Linked DNA regions of Homo sapiens: all the other regions are linked to region 3. A link is a loop called in an ENCODE intact Hi-C map of the cell type or tissue named here. Cell type or tissue: PC-9. All regions are shown on one strand. Links, peaks and the distances in the headings refer to the core of each region. The heading gives the core; the rest is flanking DNA.

Evidence for each region. Peaks named below come from ENCODE experiments on the same cell type or tissue, not always from the same donor. Only the 100,000 strongest peaks of a DNase experiment are listed, where the experiment ranks them.
Region 1: it touches region 3 in a loop (8-fold over the local background); 1 of 110 quality-filtered maps calls a loop at or near these places.
Region 2: a loop joins it to region 3, with 6 times the contacts of the local background. A loop is called at or near these places in 1 of 110 quality-filtered maps.

What each region holds. Positions count from the first base shown.
Region 1 is chr3:64,874,860-64,882,574 of GRCh38, forward strand. The region is part of intron 4 of ADAMTS9-AS2 (ADAMTS9 antisense RNA 2); the gene reads left to right. LOC105377124 (a long non-coding RNA gene) reads right to left here. Exons shown (of 3, transcript XR_007095948.1): 3 at 1,467-1,614. Among named protein-coding and RNA genes, the nearest start is that of ADAMTS9, 190 kb to the left of the region's middle. In PC-9, for the core only: no CTCF peak of the experiment used is centred there; a DNase peak (open chromatin) is centred at 3,692; H3K4me3 peaks cover 739 bases; H3K27ac peaks cover 2,771 bases.
Region 2 is chr3:65,026,999-65,034,713 of GRCh38, forward strand. It overlaps LOC124909390 (a long non-coding RNA gene), which reads right to left. Exons shown (of 2, transcript XR_007095950.1): 2 at 5,469-6,009. Among named protein-coding and RNA genes, the nearest start is that of LINC02040, 140 kb to the right of the region's middle. In PC-9, for the core only: no CTCF peak of the experiment used is centred there; a DNase peak (open chromatin) is centred at 4,053.
Region 3 is chr3:64,973,691-64,981,405 of GRCh38, forward strand. All of the region lies in intron 4 of ADAMTS9-AS2 (ADAMTS9 antisense RNA 2), which reads left to right. It overlaps LOC105377124 (a long non-coding RNA gene), which reads right to left and starts at 2,558. Exons shown (of 3, transcript XR_007095948.1): 1 at 2,413-2,558. In PC-9, for the core only: no CTCF peak of the experiment used is centred there; DNase peaks (open chromatin) are centred at 3,831 and 4,191; H3K4me3 peaks cover 1,579 bases; H3K27ac peaks cover 3,809 bases.

The DNA of each region.
Region 1 (7,715 bases), core at 979-5,978, 99 kb before region 3:
TAGGAACCAACTTGGGCTGTGCGGACTTTGGGCTTGATCTTTACATGTCTCATATAATTGCTCAAATAATTCTTTCTATGGTGGCCTCATCCCCAGAGACCTTGTGCCAGGATCCTGGAATTAGGGACAACTACAATTTGGTAAATACTTCTGAATCAAAGTTCTCTGAGATTCAGGAAAAATGAACACAAGTTGGGAGCATTATTTTCCAGGATTATAGAAAAATGTATTAATATTTTCACTGCTTTTTGTGGCTTATTCCAATCAGAAGAGTCATCAGTAGCATTTAAACCCAAATTAATTTTGTTTCCATTTATCCACTCATCCAACATTTATTTTTTCACTCATCTTAGTGTGTTTCAGGCACTGTGCTGAATCATGAAGACACCATGGTGAATAAAACAGACATTGTCTCCTCCCTCACAGAGCTTATACTCCAGTGAGAGAGACAGAGAGAAACTAAGTAGATAACTCCACAAATACATAATTGCTAATTCTCGAAAGTGCTACCAAGGAAACTAATAAGGAGATAAAATAACAAAAGGGCAGAGGGTGAGGTTGGAAGTCTCTAGAGGGGTGATAGTTAAGCTGAAACTCAAAGGAAGAGAAGAAAAGAAAGGCCATGACCCTATTTATTTTTATTCTGATTTCTTCTTTGGTCCCAACTTTTTTTGAGTTCAAACCCTGTATTCCATAGGAAATTATGCTCAAAGAGCATTAGAACATTGAGGCCAGAAGAATCTAACTGGTCCTTATTCTCGTATCAAGTTTGTGTGCCCAGACTCGTTATAGACTGAGCCCTTTGCCTGACAAAGGTAAGTCTTGAGATGTAAGGATTGACCTTATTCCCCAGCAGCAGAGACCTGAGTCCAGCCCCAACTGCCAGCCTCGAAATGCTCAGTCGTTGGTATGCCCACCAAGATCCTTTCATCCTCGTGCAAACAGTGTTGATGGGCCATTCTGCCTGTCTTCCAGAGACACCTTCAAACTGCAGAAGTGGGCTAGGCCTTCAGGCTAGAAGCCATTGAAAGATGGGCTTCCAGGCCTGGCGCAGTGGCTCACGCCTGTAATCCCAGCACTTTGGGAGACTGAGGCAGGCAGATCACAAGGTCAGGAGATTGAGACCGTCCTGGCCAACATAGTGAAACCCCGTCTCTACTAAAATACAAAAAATTAGCCGGCGTGGTGGCGCACACCTATAGTCACAGTTACTCGGGAGGCTGAGGCAGGGGAATTGCTTGAACCCAGGAGGCAGAGGTTACAGTGAGCTGAGATTGCACCACTGCACTCCAGCCTGGTGACAGAGAAAGACTCTATCTCAAAAAAAAAAAAAAAAAAAAAGGTGAGCTTCCAAAAAGCTCACACAAATGTTGCTTTTTAAAATCAAAGCATATTTATATTTACCAAGGTACTGACATTTAAGGAAATCTGGCCTTGTTGGGATGGGGGGCAAGCTAATAATTACCCCTTTATTTATTTTTTAAAGTTTAGATACTCATTGACCTAATGAAGAAGGTCTCTAGGATTTGAGCTGTTGACAACTGTGGCAGTTGCAGGAGGTGACACGGGGGACTCAGCAGCACTGGAGACCTTGGGTTGGTGCATTTTAATAGTCTGTGGAATATCAAAACATGCAGTTATTATTTGAGACCATTCTTTGGAAATTGTTTCATTCATGTGTATATGTACATAGAATATAAATATGTAACAGCATAATTAGTATGCATACATGGACTTATTTAAATTTTAAAATAGCAGCTAATAACTTATTGCATACCTACTAATCTCAGTTCTTAGAACAACCTAATAAAATGGTTATGATTATAACATTGTATAGGTGAGGAAGTAATAATATATCAAATAACACTTTTATTGTCCAGCAGAATACCCACTGGATATATGGGGCTATTTCAATTTAAGTTATTTAAAATTAAATAAATTTATAGTTCTTCAGTCACACTAGCCACATTTCAAGTGTCTAGTAGAGCATTTCCATCATCACAGAAAGTTCTGGTAGACAGTGCTCTGTCTACCAGAACTCTAGTTTCTCAGCTCTGGCACTAGACATTTTGGGCTGGCTGATTGTTTGCTACAGGGACTTATCCTGTGCATTCCTTGTACGGTGTTTAGCAGCCACTACTCATAGTCACCGGTAGCACCTTCCTCCACTTGTGGCAACCAAAAATGTCTCCAGACAGTGCAAAGTGTCCCCTAGAAAGAGAGAGCAAAATCATCCCTGGCTGAGAACCAATGTTCTAGATTCAGCCTAAGGGTTATGAGCTGACTGGGAACTCCAGGAAGGTGCTTTAAATACTTTGAGTTTAACTTTTCCCATTGGTAAAAGAAACTTAAAAAAATAGAATATATTTTCATGAAATTTTCTGAGGGTTAAATACTGTAGGTTAAGAATTTAGTAGATAATAAAAGTGGATTAAAGGAATTTTTGGACTCAAATGTCCTTACTCTGCCCTTAAACCGATGTCTAGATGAGCTGATGTGGCAACTGGAAGCCTGGAAATCAAGATTTCTGCTTGCTCTTCTATTACCCTATCCATGAACTTGGGTTTCCATGTTTAGATAGCTCAAGGTCTGGAGACAATGACAAATTTGACTTTTTAAGACAACAAACCCTGGGGACTTAGAAACTGTTTAGAAACAAACAAGACTCTAACTTAAAACAGAAAGTCATCATTCTGCTTCATTGCCCAGGTTTTGTCGGAGTGACCTTGAGAGTGTACGCAATGATGAGGCAAGCAATTAATAAGGGAGGATTTTAAATGTCTCTATAAAAATAGGATCAAAAACTTAGATCAATTATAATGAAAATAATTAAAACACATTAATTTGGACAACTGTCAGTAAACTATTGGACGTTTCTATCTCAACTGTCTAAATAAGCATTTGGCCCTATTACACTCAGACTACTAGTTAGAAAGTTAGAAGGATAAGTAAATTAGTAGTTTTAAAATTGGTACCTACCATTGCTTTAAAAAAAACAAACAAATATAGTGGTTTGTTGGGCTTTCAAGGGAAACCATAATCAACTTATTCTTGTCCTTGATATTTTCCTTGGTTTGTAGGATGGAGTTGAATGTAACTTTCTGAGTATAAAATCATCAGTAGATTGGACTATGTGAACTAATCTTTGAAATTTTTTTAAACCTATTATAAAGGAAATTCCGTAAGATTTAAAACTAATGCATTGAGCAGAGGAGTAAAATAGTTCATTTCTTCAATTTCTGTTTCAATGATTGATACCTGAGAAGTCACCTGTCTATTAGAAACAGAGTTCAAGTTCACCATTTACATAATAACCTGGTCATTCACCATGCGTTTACAATGTATCAGGCCCCAGGTAAAGAATTAAGTATTACATCATTCATCTCATCTAAACTTCCTAACAGTATGAAGGGGGAATTATTTCCTTTCATTTTGAAGATGCGAAAAAGGCTGAGAGTTTGGATAACCTGATAATAAGGGGTATAGCCAAGTTTCAGACTCAGGTCTGCAAAATGTCAAAGCTTTTGGTCACTTGCCCAGATGCAGGTGAGCTGCAGATCAGTGGTGAAGAAGATATTTCTTCTGACATGTAAATCCACACCTAGCTCTCCTCCACACCAGTATCTCTGCTTGCTGCATTTGAACAAGGGACATAGTGTTATCTGTGTCCTTTGGCCTTGTTGATTCATTAAGCTGGATTATGAATGAGTCATTCTTCACAGCCTTGCTAAACAAAATATATATTTTTAATATGACGAGTCAGCCAGTATCTCTGGATATTTTCTAGGTTACTTGTTCATCAGAGAAAAATTCTGAGTAGCCATTTAAAAAAAGGAAACAGGTTCTACGGAAATCAATCAAACCAGTCCAACACCACCAGCCCCCACCCCAAAAAAGAAAAATATTCAAAATGGTCTCAAAGAAAGAACTCACTAATTTAGAGTTATTGAAGGGAGAGATAATTCTGAATTAATAAAATATTTTAATTAAAATATGAGTTAAAAAAAGAAAGTCATTATCTTTGTGATACTTGATGAATGAATGAATCAATCAAACTGGAGTGCAGAAAATATAAAATGATATCAACTGGGCAAAAATAGAATCTTGTGGAGAACTCACTGGGCCTAGTTTGATGAACAGATGAGGGATTTTTGAATACAGTTTTTCATTTACTTACAGGTCAAGGGGCTACTATAGTTTCAGGGGAAAAAACTATTCCTATAAGCTGGTGGACATTACCCTTGCAATCTTTTTATGCTGTACTTTTCTTAACTAACTCTTTAAGACGCAGAGGTAATGAACTCCTCAGACTCTACCAAATAATAAGAAATGATGAATTGTTGGGACTGGAATTCATGAAGTCTTCTTATATAGTCAAATGTTTACAGCAGCACAATTCACAATTGAAAAAATATGGAACCAGCCTAACTGCCCATCAACCAATGAGTGGATAAAGAAAATGTGGACATATGTGGACATATATAGACACACATGTCATATGTACGTATATACTATGGAATATTGCTCAGTCACAAAGAGGAATGAAATAATGGCATTTGCAGCAACCTGGTTGGAACCAGAGACCATTATTCCTTTTGTTTTTTTTTTTTGAGATGGAGTCTCGCTTTGTCACACAAGCTGCAGTGCAGTGGCACAATCTCAGCTCACTGCAATCTTCACCTTGTGGGTTCAAGCAATTTGGAGACCATTATTCTAAGTGAAGTAACTCAGGAATGGAAACCCAAACATCGTATGTTCACTTTCATAAAAGAGAGCTAACCTGTGAGGATGCACACACATAAGAATGACATAATGGACTTAGGGGGAAGGGTGGGAGGGGGGTCGGGGATAAAAGACTATACATTGGGTGCAGTGTACACTGTTTGGGTGATAGGTACACCAAAATCTCAGAAATCATCACTAAAGAACTTAGCCACGTAACCAAACACCACCTGTTCGCCAAAAACTATTGAAATAATAATAATAAAATATAACTTTATAAAGGACAACCAAGTATGGTTACTTCTATTTGAACTAGTCACATTTTGTTCCACCAGATTTATCACTTTTCTCATACTAATAACATGGGAAACTAAATTCTAATTTGATGTGCTGGTATTTATTTTTGCCTTGGTAAAACATTTAGTCCTATCTCCAATGTCTGTCTAAAAGAAATAGACATCTAACTAATACAAAACAGGCAGACTAGCTTTATTAGTCTGTTCTCACACTGCTAATAAAGACATGCCTGAGACTAATTTATTTATAATTTATAAAGGAAATTTATAAAGGAATTTATAAAGGAAAGAGGTTTAATTGACTCACAGCTCAGCATGGCTGGGGAGGCCTCAGGAAACTTACAATCATGGCAGAAAGGGAAGCAAACACGTCGTTTTTCACATGGTGGCAGGAAGGGGAAGAATGAGTGCCCAGCGAAGGGAGAAGCCCCTCATAAAACCATCAGATCTCAAGAGAACTCACTATCATGAGAACAGGATGGGGGAAACGGCCCCCATGATTCAATTATCTCCACCTGGTCCCTCCCACAATACATGGGGATTATGGGAACTGCAATTCAAGATGAGATCTCGGTGAGGACACAGCCAAACCATATCACTAGCTAATGAATAATAAATAATCTTGGAGGAAAGAAAAAAAACACGGAAATTAATTTGAATGTGTTAGATATCTATTGCTGATAACAAACTTTTTCAAATCTTAGGGGCTTAAAAGAACACACATAAACTATTTCACACTTTATGTGGGTCAGGGATCTGAAAGGACTTAGTTTGGTGATTCTGGCTCAGGGTCTTCTCATGAGGCTGCAATCAAGGTATCAGCCAGATAACAGTCATATAAGGCATGACACAGGCAGAAGAAGCTGCTTCAAATCTCATTCATAGGCCTGTTGGTCTGAAGCTTCAGTTAGACACCATGTGGGCATCCAGGGCACTATTCATAACACAGAAGCTGGCTTCCCCAAGAGTGTGTGATTTAAGAAACAGAGGGAGAGGGAGAGGGACAAGGATAATTCAATATGGATGCCACAGTCTTTTTATAACCTAATTTTGGAAGTGACATCCCATCTGTATGAGTCTGTTCTAACATTGCTATAAAGAAATGCCTGAGACTGGGTAATTTTTAAAGAAAAACTGTTTAATTGGCTTGTGGTTATGCAGGAAGCACAGTTATACAGGAAGCATGGCTCAAGGAGATTTAGAGGCTTAATTGGCTCATGGTTCTGCAGGAAGCACAGTTGTACAGGAAGCATGGCTCAAGGAGATTTTACTCATGGCAGAAGGCAAAGTGGGAGCAGGCATCTTCACATAGCCAGAGCAGAAGGAAGAAACAGAGGTCAGAGATACTTACACACTCATAAAAACCAGATCTAGTAAGAACTCACTGTCACCATGGCAGTACCAAGGGGGATGGTGCTAACCATGAGAAACCACCCCCATGATCCACTCGCCTCCCACCAGGCCCCAACTCCAGCACTGGATATGAGATTTTGGTGGGGACACAGAGCCCAAACATACCACCATCAGTTCCGCAAAATTGTGTGTTAGAAGCCAGTCAGTAAGTCTGGCCCATGCGCAAGGAGAAGGAAAGGATTAAACAAGGTCATGAATGCCGAAAGGAAAAAAATCACTGAGGATATCTTAGAGGCTGCCTACCACCAATGAGTTTTTTTTTTAATAACGCTGATAGCTACATGCTATAGATTATCCAGAAGTAGTCATCTCTGCAAAGCATGTCCTGGGGACACTAGAGGAAAAGTAAAACAAAGAGTAAATGTTTCTAAACCATGTTTTGGTGCTTGGATTTTTTCCCTGTGAATTTTCCCCCTAAGCCATTTAAGGAAAAAAGACTTTATTCACATATATGACAACCATTCACCCAGAGCTGGCCATCCACAGGAGCAGAAATATTGTTCACTTCCATGGTATAGCTTGAGAAGAGTCAGAGAACCTCTCCTTTCAGAGCATCTTCTAAAAGAAGCTCTGTGATGATCTTTGGGGTATAAGACATTCTCAAGAGAAGAAACACCATCCCTAAGGGGCAAAAATTGGCTCATGGGGGCAAAAAGTCCTTACTCTTACGGCGTGATGATGAAAAGAAGATGGATAAAAACTGGTGTAGAACAAGCCAGTAAAGAGAGTTCTAAGGCAAGGAAGGCTTTGAGGAGGGAGGGACTGGGAGTCAGATTCAGCTCTGGTTGAACACGGAGAGACGGAATTTGGAAGAGTATAAATGGACTGTCCCAGACATGTGTTGGGCTGGAGTTTTACTTCTCAATCTGATGTTACCTAATTTCTACCTTTTAGGGATTCCTCACAGTTTATGGCCCATGGAGAGTTCCTTTCTAGTTTTGTAGTGCACCTGTGTACAAACTCATTTCAAACATGTTTGCTGGCATTTCTGGAAGATTTGAGGTTGGTGGAAGAGGTTGTAGCTTGTGTTTAGTTTGCTACCTTGGAATGAAAAATGTTTATTACAGAGCCAGGGAAAATGGCTCTATTTTCTCCTATTCCTCCTTCCTCCCACTCCTTCTGAATAGAGGTAGAATCTGCAATTTGCGGTCAGGAAGAAAAAAGGACTAGAAAATAGGCACGGGGTGTGTGGAATAGAGTTAAGGAAAGTGAAGTAGCAACGAAACTTGCACCATCAGCCACTCTATGAGAGTCTGGTCCTAACACTCATGGTGTATCTACATT
Region 2 (7,715 bases), core at 979-5,978, 53 kb after region 3:
ACTTTAATCTGAAAATATGCATTATCAAATCTAAGATAGAGGAAAACAGTCTAAAGGGTTTTCCAGATGTATTTGACAATTAAATCTCATTTTGATTGGATGTAAATTAAAATTTCATTGAGATGTACTTTGTAAAATGCTAAAATATTATCAGCACTATTTTATACCTGAGAAAACTGGGCCTCAGAGAAGTTAAGCAACTTTCCTATTGTCAAACAGCTAATAAGCGGGAGGGATTATGATTTGAAACCAGGTCTTTCTCGCTCCAAAAACATACACTTGGCCACTGGACAATTATTTTAACAGAACTCCAATTCTTAGAAGATATGTAACGTACAAAGCTATAGGTTGTTACACTACAACCCTAACAATTCTGGATAGAACAGTCCGAACAAAAACCAAAAAAACACCTCCGCATACCAAGTCAGGAGTCTCAGTCTTAAAAGACAGCACCCACTCCCAATACAGGAAAACAGCCAAAAAAAAAAAAAAAAAAAGCCACTGTGTTTCCATACGACCAACGTTTTCCTGATGTCAGGTAACTGAGACCTTCACACTACACTCAGCCCTACACCTACCTTACTGCTTCTCACCGTAGACTAGTCTGCTGGCCCCGCATCTCAAAACCCCGGCTCCACCTATAGTGGCCCATACCTTTCCCTATTTTAGTGGTGCTTAGTGACAGCTCGCATCTGGTTTTTCCCTCAGCAAAGGCAACTGCAGCTCACTGCTGAGAATATTACTAAAGCAAATAATTCATTTAGCCCAAACCTAATAATCCCTCCTCAAAACTCAGAGAATATGAAAAAGAATTGCCCCTTCTAGTTCCCTCGGCATTATGGGAACAAGCAAGACTTTCATTTACTTCAGCAGTCCATATGTTTGAAGGTCAAACAACACCTGGGTATTTCTTTGAAATGAACTAATTGAGCCTGGATGATTTAGAGTTAGTCTTGCTGAAAGACTCACTGGATCTCCAATGGTAACCCAAAACCTGCTTTTGAAAACTCTGGATTCCTCCAACCCCAGCTTTATCAAATGGCAAAGAATATTTGATGCTGTTCAAAGATTAAGGCCTGGATCAAACTGAGTAAAAAGAAAGAGAAAGGATTGCTTTCAAACTACTATGAAAAAGAGCCTTGGCCCCAGGTGTTCAGAGTGGTAAAGAAATCAGAGCCAGCCAAAGGGAAATCAGGCAGAGGGCCTAGAAAGGAATAGTTTTCAAATGCTAAGTGTGCATAGAGAGCAACTGGGAGGCATCTTGACAATGCAGGCTTCCCACCTGGTTTTTCCCTTGTATTCCTCCCCACTTCCTTTTTTTTTTTTTTTTTTTTTTGAGACAGGGTCTCGTTTGGTCACCCAGGCTGGAGTGCGGTGGCACAACCATAGCTCACTGCAGTTTCAACCTCTTGGGCTCAAACAATCCTCCCACCTCAGCCTCCCAAATAGCTGGGACTACAGGTGTGTGCCACCATGCCCAGCTAATTTTTGTAATTTTTTTTTGTGGAGACGAGGTTTCTCCTTTCCCAAGCCTAAACTCCTGAGCTCAAGTAATCCACTTGCTTTGGCTTCTTAAAGTGCTGGGATTACAGGCGTCATATGGTTTGGCTGTGTCCCCACCCAAATCTCATCTTGAATTGTAGCTCCCATAATTCCCATGTGTTGTAGGAGGGACCTGGTGGGAGATACTTGATTCATGGGGGCAGTTTCCCCCATAGTGTTCATGTGGTAGTGAATAAGTGTGGTAGTGAATTCATGTGGTAGTGAATAAGTCTCATGAGATCCAACGATTTTATAAGGGGAATCCCCTTTTGCCTCACTTCTCTCTTGCCTGCCACCATGTAAGATATGCCTTTCACCTTCTCCCATGATTGTGAGGCTTCCCCAGCCACGTGTAACTGTGAGTCCATTAAACCTCTTTTTCTTTATAAATTACCCAGTCTCGGATATGTCTTTATCAGCAGCATGAAAATGGTCTAATAAAAGGTGTGAGCCACTGCTCTCAGCACTGTTCCCCTTTTAGCTAGTTTTCATGGAAACCTCGTTCATAGGAACACACCAAATTAACACATACAGAGACCAGTTTGATTCAGATTGGGAGAAACGCATCGACTTCACCTAATTGTTTGCATCACATGCTGCCATGAACACCAATTGGTTAGTTTGGTTTATGTCAGGTGACTTCTATCTGAAAGCCAAAGGTGGTCTCAAGGTGGAAAATCCCCTCTTTGCCTATTGGTCCTCCAGTTTCACAAACACATAGGACCTTGTATTTGTCTGTATCGTTTTCACTGGCACTGTGGTGAAGTATTTCCCCATTGGACTATTAATATCTTATTCTGCACTTGACTGTGAACTTCATGTGGATCCCTGCCCATCTTGGTCATAACTGCATTAATAACTGAATAAATCATAACTGAATTATTAATAGTCATAACTGAATTAATAAACGAATGGCATTAGAAACCAGTGACTGGGCTAACAAGAGCTCTCTGGGGCAAATACATTGGGTGATACATAATTTTTTTAAAAAATGGAGAAAATGTACAACCATTTATTTTCATCTTATAATTTTAAAATGTACATATTTACCAAGAATTATACTGTTTGGTTTCAACCACACTCAACCATTATGATTGAGGGAGAGTATGGAAACTGAAATAATAACAATAGAGTATAATAATAATAATGCTCAGAGCTAAGATTTATGAAGGACTTGTGTGTCTGGCCCTGTGCTAGGTTTTGCTTATGTATTACCTCATATAATTGCCTCAACCAGTCTATGAGGTAGGTATCTCCACTTTACAAAATGAGGGGACTGGGAGCTGCCCATGAGGATTCCAATATGCCTGTGCTCTCAAACAGTATGCAGAGACTATACAGGAAGGTTCATTCATTCATTCATTCAACAAATATCTGAGTATGTACTATTACTATCCTAGAACAAAATAGTGCAGATAATAAACAAAAACACATACCATCTCAATTCTTTTGGTGTTTATAGTATAGTAGGGGAGATAGATGTTAATCAATAACCACACAAAAATGACAAATACACAGCTGTTTTAAGTGTTATAAAGGAGCAATATATATCATTAGGAGAAATTGGTCCTAGGCAGCTTTATTGAGCTGAGACCTGAGGGAGGAGTAGATGTTAACCAGAGAAGGAGAAGAAGGAGAAGTGTTCAAGGAAAAAGGAAGAGCTGTGCAAAGGCCCTGTGGTAGGAGGAAATGTATGCTTGATGAGGGAATAAAAGCAAGCTATGAGAGTCTGGAACGTGAGAGCAAGAGACTGTATATAGCCAGAAAGGTAGGTGGGCCCTAGAGCAGTGGTTTTCAGACTTGAGTATATACATCAGAATCACTTGGAAGGCTTGTGAAAACACAATCTGTTGGACCCCTTCCCCAGAGTTTCTGACTCAGCAGATCTAAAGTGAGACGTAAGATGTTGAATTTCAAAACACACTACTGGGTGATGCTGATGGATTCCAAGACTACACTTTGAGAACCACTGCCCTAGACTAGGTAGCACCTGGTGAGCTATGGGGCCGATTTCTGACTGTGTCCTAAGAAGAATGAAAAATAATGGGAGGATTCTAAGCTCGGGAGTGACATGATGCAATTTACATTTTGAAAAATGCAGGGTAGAGACAAGATGGTAGAGAGGCCAGGGTGGATGCAGGTAGATCAGCCCAAGGGTAAGCTGCAGTGCTCAGAAAAGACACCACTGTGGCATGGCCTAAGGTGATGGCCAAGGAGGTAGACAGAGGTAGGTGGATTCAAGAGAGATTTAGTCGGTGAAATCAGTAGAACTTGGTGATGAATAAGGGGGTTAAGGGAGAGATTAGCTGTTTGGCTTCTGCGTGAGCAAGTAGACAGAACAGTGGTGTTGTTCAGCGAGAGAGACCCTGGAAGAGGACCAGGCCTGGGAGAGAAGATCATGAGCTCAGTCCTGGACATGCTGAACGCAAGGTACCTTCAAGGCATTCAAAAGATGGTAAGTAGACAGTTGATATATGGGTCTGGAGTTAAGGGCAAGATCAAGACTGGAGATAAAACCATGAGTCATCTGAGTATATATGCAACTTGAAACCACAGGGGTGGATGAGATCACTGGGTAGAGAAATTAGAGTAAGAAGAGAGGGCCTAGGACCTCCAACAGCTAATGGCTGGGTAAAAGAAAAAGAACCTACAAAGGAGGACAAGGAACACTAGGAAAATAAACAGAGAGAATTGTGCCCAGAAATCAGGGAAAGGGAAGAAACAGTAGGCAATAGTACCAGTGATGCTCAGATGACAACTAAGATGAAGACTAAAGAATGTCTGTTTAGGAATGTGGAGGTAACCATGGTGAGAGGTAATTTGGTGAAGAAGGAGAGGAGAAGTTGGGAGTTTAGCAATGTGGAGGTAACCATGGTGAGAGGTAATTTGGTGAAGAAGCAGAGGAGAAGTTGGGACTAGGCCACCACTGACATTGGGGGAAGAGAGTGTTTAATCTCCAACCTTCACTTAGTATTATTTTCAATATCCTTCCCTCCCAGTTATAGCCCAAACACGTTATTTTCCCTCCCTATTCACTGCCAAATGAATCAGAAGTTCACTCTCCTTTTTTTTTTTTACCTCCCACTTACTCTTCCTGCAACTCTAATTTGAATTATGGCCTACGAATATTTTTACTAAATATTACAATTTATCTATTTTTTATTTGTTTCAACACACAGAAGAGTTGCAAAAATTTACCTGCTCTTAACAAGAAACATATCATCTCTGATTTGTCACTAAAGGAGATCTCAAGAATATGAGGCTGTAGGTCCTGATCTTATTTCTCTCACTGGCCAATTAACTTTGCAGAATGGGCAATCATGGGACTATTTACTGACTAGACCAGAGTAATGTAAAGGCAATGTAAAGTTAAAGATCTCACAAGTCCTTTACTTATGTGAGAAGTCTGCCTAAGTGGGAAAACAATTTACTTTTCTAGTGCAAATCACTCTCTGCTCGACAGCAAATTTAGAATCTGGAATTCAGAGCCGGTTAAATCAGGACACAAACCTTGGATTTGTAAATTTCCACTGGTGCAAACTTGGACAAGATACTCAATATCTCTGAGGCTTATTTTTTAATTTATGATTTAAAAAGCATAACAATACATACCTTAAAATATAGTTGTAAAGTATTAACTGCTCAGCATACTTTGTGTTAAACAATTCCATTATAACAGAGTCACTCTAGTGGTGCTCAAGCAACCACAAAGGAGAATAAGAAACAGTCATACAAGAAAGCATGTTTTCTAAATAATATCCTTAAATCCTGAATAATTTGTTTGGGCTTTTCTATATTAGCCCCTTTAAAACACTTTTAAATCTATTACACTTTCAAATTCATTCACCATGAATTGTGCCCTCTTCAACCATTATTGAACTCATCCAAAAAGGGGTTTGTTGAAGGTGCTTTTCAAAATTCAATACTCATTTCAGGTAAACGTTTATTTTTTAAAACAATTTTTAATTAAGTAAAATTAAATACTCCAAAGTTTTTACTATTTAATTTCTGTTTAAATAAAAATAAGAAATCAGGTGGTTATAAAACAAGAGAGAAATACATGAATGGAACTAGTTGATTTAATTTAGCGTTGTGCAAATAAAACAACCATATGAAAAAAACAGCAAGGAAATCATGGCCTAACACAGTTCCCTAGGGAAAAGAAGCAGAATAGACAATGGAAATGTATACCATTCATTCATTTTTTCATTCATTAAATCAGTTCTGAATACTTAGTAAAAGGCCCAGGGCTAGGATCAAAACCAAAATAAATAGCTTTCGTTGTTGATTTTGAATTTCCATCTTGCCAGGTACAGCCTTGACTCATTGTTGAAAGTAGTTGTAGAGCCAGCAGGTTGGATGCCAAGGAGAAGAGAAGAGGTGTGCTTTATGTATGGGTTCCATGGAGCTCCACTGGCACAATCAGTTAGTGCACGGTCCTTACATGTATGGATTCTCTGCAATTTGCTACAAGAAAAACAAATAATTACTGCATCAAAATTTCCACATTGAGTTTACCTGCCTATGTCCAAGCCAACGGCAAGAGAAATGCCATTCAGAAAAAGTTCTCCATCCAGTAGCATCATTGATCAACTCACCAAAATAGTAATAATACTAATGATGACCACGATGATGATTGTGATGGTGATGTTATGAGTCTTTACCTAGTATTTAAAAGCAATGCACATGTATTTACCTGTGTTATCTCTTTCTCCCTGGCAAAAACCTCAGGGTAGGAAGACTATTATAATCTCCATTTTGTAGACAAGGAAACTGAAGATAGGATAGGTTAAGGAATTTGTTCAAGGTCACACCAGTATAAGTGGAAGGATAAGACCTAAAAGTATTTTTTCTATGGTGTTGCTCCCATTTTAAAATTAAATTGCTTTTGGCTCCAAAATAAATATCCCAATTTGTAGATTTTTAAAATTCTATATCCTTATTTGCTCTACCAAAGGACTCTTTGATGGTCATAATAATCGCTACAAATCAGGGTTAAAACTACATTTCTCCCCCCAGCGTACCCCCTTTTCTGATCTACTCAGCAAAGCAGCTCAGTTTTCATCCTAGAAAACTAGCCTTCCCCAACACCTCTCCTGGCAGGGAAGCCCCATCTGATAGACCCTTGAGCGCTTTCTGTAAATTAATCACTCTGGATCCTGAAGCTCAGCAAAACTTTCTTAGTCTAACCCAAGAGCAGTAACTATTTCTCGCACCAAAAGAATGCTCTCCCTCACTGCCATAAAGGCCTCTGAGAATAGCCAAAAGGAAATGGCAGGACTGCTATTTACTCTGAGGTCATCTATAGCACTGGTGGCCTGTAGACCTGAGCAGAAAGGATATTCCTTCATTGGGGTAAGATTTTCTAGCCACAGACTTTTTGTTTTTTTGTGACAATTTTTTTTTCAAGGACAGTATCATCTTCTTTAAGGAAGTTTTTGCCTTTCATGGGTCATTTCGAATTTTTGCTGAGACACAGCCTTGGCTAGCTCAGCATCAGATCCCTGTACCATCTGGGGGGTTATTTTTTAAATATAAGATCTAATCATTTTATGCTAAGGGGCTATATTCTTTGTGAAATTCTAAAGGCCAGTAAAACCACAAAGATCCTACTTTTCATTCAGCATAGGTTGCTGTGTCTTTAAACCAAAGGTATTCCTAGTTCGAAATGGAATAAACTTTTGAGAGCACTTATTATATTCAGCCTCTGTGCTTAAAGGTAATATATATAAACTATTGCTTTTATAATCCCTACACGAACTCTTGAATGTGAGAATTATTGTGAATTCCATTTTACTGATGAGAGCATGGTTAAGTAACTTGCTCCAAATATTGACAATTTTTGAAGCTAGTGATGGGTACACAGAAGATCACTGAGTTATTTTCTCTAATTTTGTTTATGTTTAAAATTGTTGATAATACGATGTTGTCATTGTTGTTGCTTTTATAGTAACTTTCCAGAAGACCCCTAGTTCATGAGTAGAGTCTGGGGTTTTAAACCCAAATCTATTAGCCTGCAAAGCCCAAGCTCTTAAACATGACCATACTGTTGAATATTGCCCAGTTGACAGTTTTAGCCAACGTCTACCTGATGCCAAAACAGCTTCCTAGAAAACCAAAACCCAAACCAAAGTCAGTCTATTTGATGTACTCAGCAGCAGGCAACCATCCTG
Region 3 (7,715 bases), core at 1,278-6,277:
CATAGCTCACTGCAGGCTCAGACTCCTGGGTTCAAGTGATCCTCCCACCTAAGCCCCCTGAGTAGCTAAGAACTACAGGTGTATGCCACCACACCTGGCTAATTTTTAAATTTTTTTGTAGACCTGTGATCTCACTATGTTGCCTCGGCTGCTCTGAAACTCCTGGCCTCAAGTGATCCCCCCTGCCTTGGCCTCCACAGTGCTGGAACTATAGGTATGAGCCATTGCACCCAGCCAGGAAATACAATTTTCGAAAGACTAAACAAGTTTCTAAAATCATGGCACAATTAAGTAGCAAAATTAGAATACAGAGTGGGCTTGTTGGAAAGCGTCAACTATTAATCACCATGCCATACTTTTGAGGAGCAGACCCCACACTTGTAACCAGGCCCTTCAATTTATCATTCCTGCAAGTCAAGACTTCACCTGTGAACCAGCTGCCCTCTGCCAGCCCAACTTCGTGGATGTGCAATCTCTACAGTTGCACAGGGTCCCGTGTTTAGTTTAGTACTTTGCTTTTGCTATCTTTAAATACTTAATAATTTTTAAACAAGAGATTCCATATTTTTATTTTGCACTGAGCTTCACAAATTACAAAGTCAGCGCTATCCACAGTACCCAAGCTATAATTAATACAAAGCTTTAAAAGCTGCATGGAGTTTAGCTGAAATTGCTGCCCAGTCCGAAGCTAATTTTGGAAGATGCTGTTCGGTCTTAGGTTATGAAAAACGGTTCTGCCCTTTTACAACTCCAGCAGGAAGAGCTAAGCTCCCAATATTCCGTCCATTAATGTCCCTGGTGAGAGTCTTCAAAACTCACGAGCAACAATGCAAGAATTTCCCAGCCTTCAACGTGTGACCCACTTCTACATTATTGACTCCAATAAACTGACCAATTAAATGTTTTTGTGGTCACAGAACTTGTAATTATGTGGTTAAAGATGTTTCAGATATATCACATTCTTTCACACTGTGGCAGAAACTATTGGTTAAATAACTCAGCCATGTCTATCTTCCTTGTCCAATCTGCACAAAAGAGACTGGAAAAAAGCTGGACACTTGCTTCTTTCCCATCCTCCTTTGCAGGTAAGCATCGCTGTGTGACTTAGTTCTGGCCAATGAGATGGGAAGGCAGTCTTCTGGGATGCAAAAAGCTTTTTTCTTTGTTAATAAAAAGGAGAATGCCTCTATAGGAAAAGATCTTTTTCAATACCACTCTGTTGCCCATTTCCTACCTTGATGTTGTTTGGAGCTACGGCACCCATCTTGAGATAATAAGGTAAAACACATCACTAGGAAAAACCAACAGCTGAATTTAGAGTAGACAGGATGGAAGGGACCTGGTGATATTGTGGAGCAATGAACGAATGCTGTCGACTGCCTAGTTAACCTATTACTTGTTTAAATCTCTGATAGGCTATATTTTTAAAATTTTGCAACCAGGGTTATTCTTAGTCTAAGCATGCAACTTTGAAAAATGTGATCCCTTTGACAAGATAACAAGCCTTCCATTACCTGCTGCAGGTGACCCAGTTTGCTGGCTGTTGTGGGTAGCTCAGAACAGGACCCTAAGGCACCTTGGCCCTCCCTCTGCTTTAAAACTCAACACCAAACTGTATTCATTCTTGTGGTACTGCCTGTGTCTTAACATGCATCCCAACATCTGGCACAGAGCCTGGCACTGGCAACCTCTTAGGAAATTTGTTAAATGAACTGATAGTGTAGCATTCTGTCACTTTCCTCAGCGATAAAATTCTCATTCTTCAAAAAATTTTCCTTTTGCAACTGAATTTAAAAATGAAATACCTACCACCTACCACTTCAAGCTTTGCTAGGTGACGGCTTACTAAAAAAAAAAAAAAAAAAAAAGGAAAAATACTCTTGTATGATGACTGAGGAATACTGAGTGGAAAACTGATTGGTTTCTACAAGGCATCATTGGTCCTTGCCAGTGGCCAGTAGGATGTGGTTGGTGTGGTGTGGTGTGGAGTGAAAGAGAAGTCAAAAGCAAAGGCTATGGTGCCAAAATACTTGGGTTCAACTCCCCGCTCTGTCACTTACTTACTGGGCGCCTTTAGCAAGTTTTCTCTCCTCTCTGAGCCTTGGTTTCCTTATTCTAAAACGGGGAGCGTATCTAAGAAAGATTGTAGGAGGATTAAATGCATGAGAGAATGAAAACCTGTAAAGTGCTTACCACAAGCATGATACTTGGTAAGTATTCAATAGACTTTAGTTATTGCTTTTTATCTCAAGTGCTACCTGGGACTTACCTCTCAAAAATTTTCAGACCATTGAACACATCTAATATCTATCTTAAAGAAGGCATACAATAAATATTTAATAAAAATTAAATTAAAAAAACTGGTAGGTAACCATGGATCATCTCTAGAGATGATCATCGTATCAGACCTACATAGTATGTTAGAGCTTGGGGTCTGGAGTCCGACGGCCCGAATCTTCCTCACAGTCCAGCTTTCAGTGAACCTCACAGTGCCTCAGTATCCTTAATTGAAAAACAGGAATAATAATAGTACCTTCCCTATAAGGGCTTTAGAGAAGTGAGTGGGTTCTGCCTAGTATCTGACACAACAAGTAGTCCATAAAGGTTAGCTCTTTTTAATCCATCCCACAGGAAGCTCTGATGTGCTATGCTGGGTAGAAAAGTATATCTTACAAAAATATCCCTGTTTTGCTCTCTGAAACCCTGTTGAAACCTTTTGACATTCAGCTACATGTTAAGCCCTGGGCAACCTTGGAGTTCTTCCGCCATCTGTGTAACTGTGAATCTTAACGTGCTAAGTATACAACATACACACATCACCTCTCATTTAATAAAGCAAATTGTTCCACACAAGGGTAGCAGAGCTCTCGTTTGCAAGCTCAGATCTAATTAGCTCTCTCAATACAATTTGCAAGTTGCATCCAGGCAGATCACTGGGGAGCACTTGCTCTGGTGAGCTAAGAGGAACTGTAGGCCCATTCTGTAGTTTGCCGCAGATACTGCATATGGTAGCAAAATTGTGTCTATTTCTTCCCCTGTGAAATCCTAAAAGCAGCTCTTCCCAGCTGGCTGCAGCTACAGACATCTTCCTTCCTTCCACTGTTAGAAGAGGATTGTGGGGGTTTAGTAACAAACTTTTATGTATACTGGTAAGGCGAAAAGGAGCAGGTGCAAAAGAACATCTTACACAAGGGGTGAAAGAGTCAACAGGCAGAACCAACCCTCACTGAGGTTCCTGTGGCAAAGACAGAGAAATTAAAGGGAGGTCAAATGAATACCATTTGTGGGCAAGAGGCAGATCTCTTGCAGGTAGATGACAATGGTATGTGAAGGAACTGTATTCTAGGACAACTAAGCATAAAGAAATAGTGGGAAGCAGAATCCCAACTCAGAGGGAGAGGATGAAAGAACATTTATTACATTTCCCTACCCAGTGTTCATGCTGTCCCTGTTTTGGTAGAGAAACCTTGCTGCCCTTTGAGGAATCTTCTAGGTTATGTGTTTAAGGTGTTGCAGAAACTGTTCCCTGGACTGGTGGGGGTGGGAGGGACAAATGACCCAGGTCCAGCCAGAGGGAATTTTTTCAGCTTTTGCTGAAGTAATTTAGAAAGTCACTTTCATTCTCTGTGGAAGCTTAAGCTGGCAGGATATGCCCCCAGGGCTGCTGGGGACATCCCAAAAGGAATCTGCTTGAGAATGAAACCAATGCAGAGGAAGGAGTGAAGAGGTGAAGAGAGGCAGGTCGGTTGGATCATTGTTCGGGAATCTGTATCCAGCCAGCCATGCATCCCCTGGACTTTTCCGTCACAAGGCTGGTAAATTCCCTTTTTGCCAAACCCAGTTGGAGTTAGTTTCTGTCACTTCTGACTCATCAGTGAGGTAAAGGGGAAGACATACCTATTTATAGTATGTGGCACTTTTTCCTCAACCACCAAGTCTTTAATAGGATCTCTATCTTGGTCTACAGTGACCATATTTTCCCAACCACTTCCCTATAGAATTAGGATATCTGCCCAAACAGAATTTTACTAATAGAAGGGTAGAACAGAATGTTCGAAAATCAGAACTATTCTGAAAATCCGGGACATGTGAAGGAAACACACGTCCTGAGAGTCATAATCACACAGTCTCGTTACCTGAGTGAACTCCTGAGGCATGCATTTCAAACTCACATTTCTGCATTTGGTAATTGGGCTAAAAATATCTTGCTCATACTGTCTGGCTAAAGAATGAAACACATTGCTCAAGGAGCCCTTGCCCCACCTCTAAGCGAGCTAGTCAATGTTTGGACCCTGCAAAGAGTCCCAGGTGGAGAATTCAGCCCTCCTGCCATCTTGGCCACTTAGGAGTGACTCAGCTCAGTAACTTGGTTCCTCAGCATCTCAGTAGCTACTTGACCCTGTAGAGGTGACATGCTATGCCTTAGAAAGGTACTCGTAGGAAGCAGTGCCAAGCCACATTTGTCTTCAGAGATGATCTATCTTCAGTTCTTAAGAGTAGGCAATTGGCAAGGGGAGCATAATACTTTAGCTTCTGGTATAACTGATGGAATCATTATTATTATTACTATTATTATTATTATTATTATTATTATTATTATTATTTTGGAGATGGAGTCTCGCTCAGTTGCCCAGGCTGGAGTGTAGAGGCACAATCTCGGCTCACTGCAACCTCTGCCTCCTAGGTTCAAGTGATTCTACAGCCTCAGCCTACCAAGTAGCTGGGATTACAGGTGCCCACTACCACACCTGGCTAATTTTTGTATTTTCAGTAGAGACAGGGTTTCACCATTTGGCCAGGCTGGTCTTGAACTCCTAACCTCAGGTGATCGGCCTGCCTCAGCCCCTCAAAGTGCTGGGATTACAGGCGTAAGCCACCATACCTGGCCATTATCTTGCTTTTGTGATCAACAGGACGATTGCTGGATTAAGCACTTACTGTGTACGAGGCACCATGTTAAACATTTTACATTTACCAGTTAAATATTCATAAAACCCCATGACATAGGATCTACTAATGTCTCCAATTTACACATGAGAAAACCAAGACTCAGAGTAGCTGAGCAAAATTTACACATTAGCAAATATTGGAGCCAGAGTTATATTCTAGAGTCATCCCCTCTTCCTCCCATAGACCATGTTCTTAATGCTTACTATTATATATTCAGACTCTTAAAAGAACTTTGCTATTCTTACTTTGGACCATACGATTTTTAAAAATTTTCCCTGCTTTGGGGTTGCAACCCTAGTCTCTGATAAAACAGACTTTAAACCAACAAAGATCAAAAGAGACAAAAAAGGTCATTACATAATGGTAAAGGGATCAACTCAACAAGAAGAGCTAACTATCCTAAATATATATGCACCCAATACAGGAGCACCCAGATTCATAAAGCAAGTCCTGAGGGACCTACAAAGAGACTTAGACTCCCACACAATAATAATGGGAGACTTTAACACCCCACTGTCAACATTAGACAGATCAGCGAGACAGAAAGTTAACAAGGATACTCAGGAATTGAACTCAGCTCTGCACCAAGCGGACCTAATAGACATCTACAGAACTCTCCACCCCAAATCAACAGAATATACATTTTTTTCAGCACCACACCACACCTATTCCAAAACTGACAACACAGTTGGAAGTAAAGCACTCCTCAGCAAATGTAAAAGAACAGAAATTATAACAAACTGTCTCTCAGACCACAGTGCAATCAAACTAGAACTCAGGATTAAGAAACTCACTCAAAACCGCTCAACTACATGGAAACTGAACAACCTGCTCCTGAATAACTACGGGTACATAACGAAATGAAGGCAGAAATAAAGATGTTCTTTGAAACCAACAAGAACAAAGACACAACATACCAGAATCTCTGGGACGCATTCAAAGCAGTGTGTAGAGGGAAATTTATAGCACTAAAAGCCCACAAGAGAAAGCAGGAAAGATCCAAAATTGACACCCTGACATCACAATTAAAAGAACTAGAAAAGCAAGAGCAAACACATTCAAAAGCTAGCAGAAGGCAAGAAATCACTAAAATCAGAGCAGAGCTGAAGGAAATAGAGACACAAAAAACCCTTCAAAACATTAACGAATCCAGGAGCTGGTTTTTTGAAAGGATCAACAAAACTGATAGACTGCTAGCAAGACTAATAAAGAAGAAAAGAGAGAAGAATCAAATAGACACAAAAAAAATGATAAAGGGGATATCACCACAGATCCCACAGAAATACAAAGTACCATCAGAGAATACTACAAACACCTCTACGCAAATAAACTAGAAAATCTAGAAGAAATGGATAAATTCCTCGACACATACACTCTCCCAAGACTAAACCAGGAAGAAGTTGAGTCTCTGAATAGACCAATAACAGGCTCTGAAATTGTGGCAATAATCAATAGCTTACCAACCAAAAAGAGTCCAGGACCAGATGGATTCACAGCCGAATTCTACCAGAGGTACAAGGAGGAACTGGTACCATTCCTTCTGAAACTATTCCAATTAATAGAAAAAGAGGGAATCCTCCCTAACTCATTTTATGAGGCCAGCATCATCCTGATACCAAAGCCTGGCAGAGACACAACCAAAAAAGAGAATTTTAGACCAATATCCTTGATGAACATTGATGCAAAAATCCTCAATAAAATACTGGCAAACGGAATCCAGCAGCACATCAAAAAGCTTATCCACCATGATCAAGTGGGCTTCATCCCTGGGATGCAAGGCTGGTTCAATATATGCAAATCAATAAATGTAATCCAGCATATAAACAGAACCAAAGACAAAAACCACATGATTATCTCAATAGATGCAGAAAAGGCCTTTGACAAAATTCAACAGCCCTTCATGCTAAAAACTCTCAATAAATTAGGTATTGATGGGACGTATCTCAAAATAATAAGAGCTATATATGACAAACCCACAGCCAATATCATACTGAATGGGCAAAAACTGGAAGCATTCCCTTTGTAAACTGGTACAAGACAGGGATGCCCTCTCTCACCACTCCTATTCAACATAGTGTTGGAAGTTCTGGCCAGGGCAATTAGGCAGGAAAAGGAAATAAAGGGTATTCAATTAGGAAAAGAGGAAGTCAAATTGTCCCTGTTTGCAGATGACATGATTGTATATCTAGAAAACCCCATCGTCTCAGGCCAAAATCTCCTTAAGCTGATAAGCAACTTCAGCAAAGTCTCAGGATACAAAATCAATGTGCAAAAATCACAAGCATTTTTATACACCAATAACAGACAAACAGAGAGCCAAATCATGAGTGAACTCCCATTCACAATTGCTTCAAAGAGAATAAAATACCTAGGAATCCAACTTACAAGGGATGTGAAGGACCTCTTCAAGGAGAACTACAAACCACTGCTCAACGAAATAAAAGAGGATACAAACAAATGGAAGAATGTTCCATGTTCATGGGTAGGAAGAATCAATATCATGAAAATGGCCATACTGCCCAAGGTAATTTATAGATTCAATGCCATCCCCATCAAGCTACCAATGACTTTCTTCACAGAATTGGAAAAAACTACTTTAAAGTTCATATGGAACCAAAAAAGAGCCAGCAATGCCAAGTCAATCCTAAACCAAAAGAACACAGCTGGAGGCATCACACTACCTGACTTCAAACTATACTACAAGGCTACAGTAACCAAAACAGCATGGTATTGGTACCAAAACAGAGATATAGATCAATGGAACA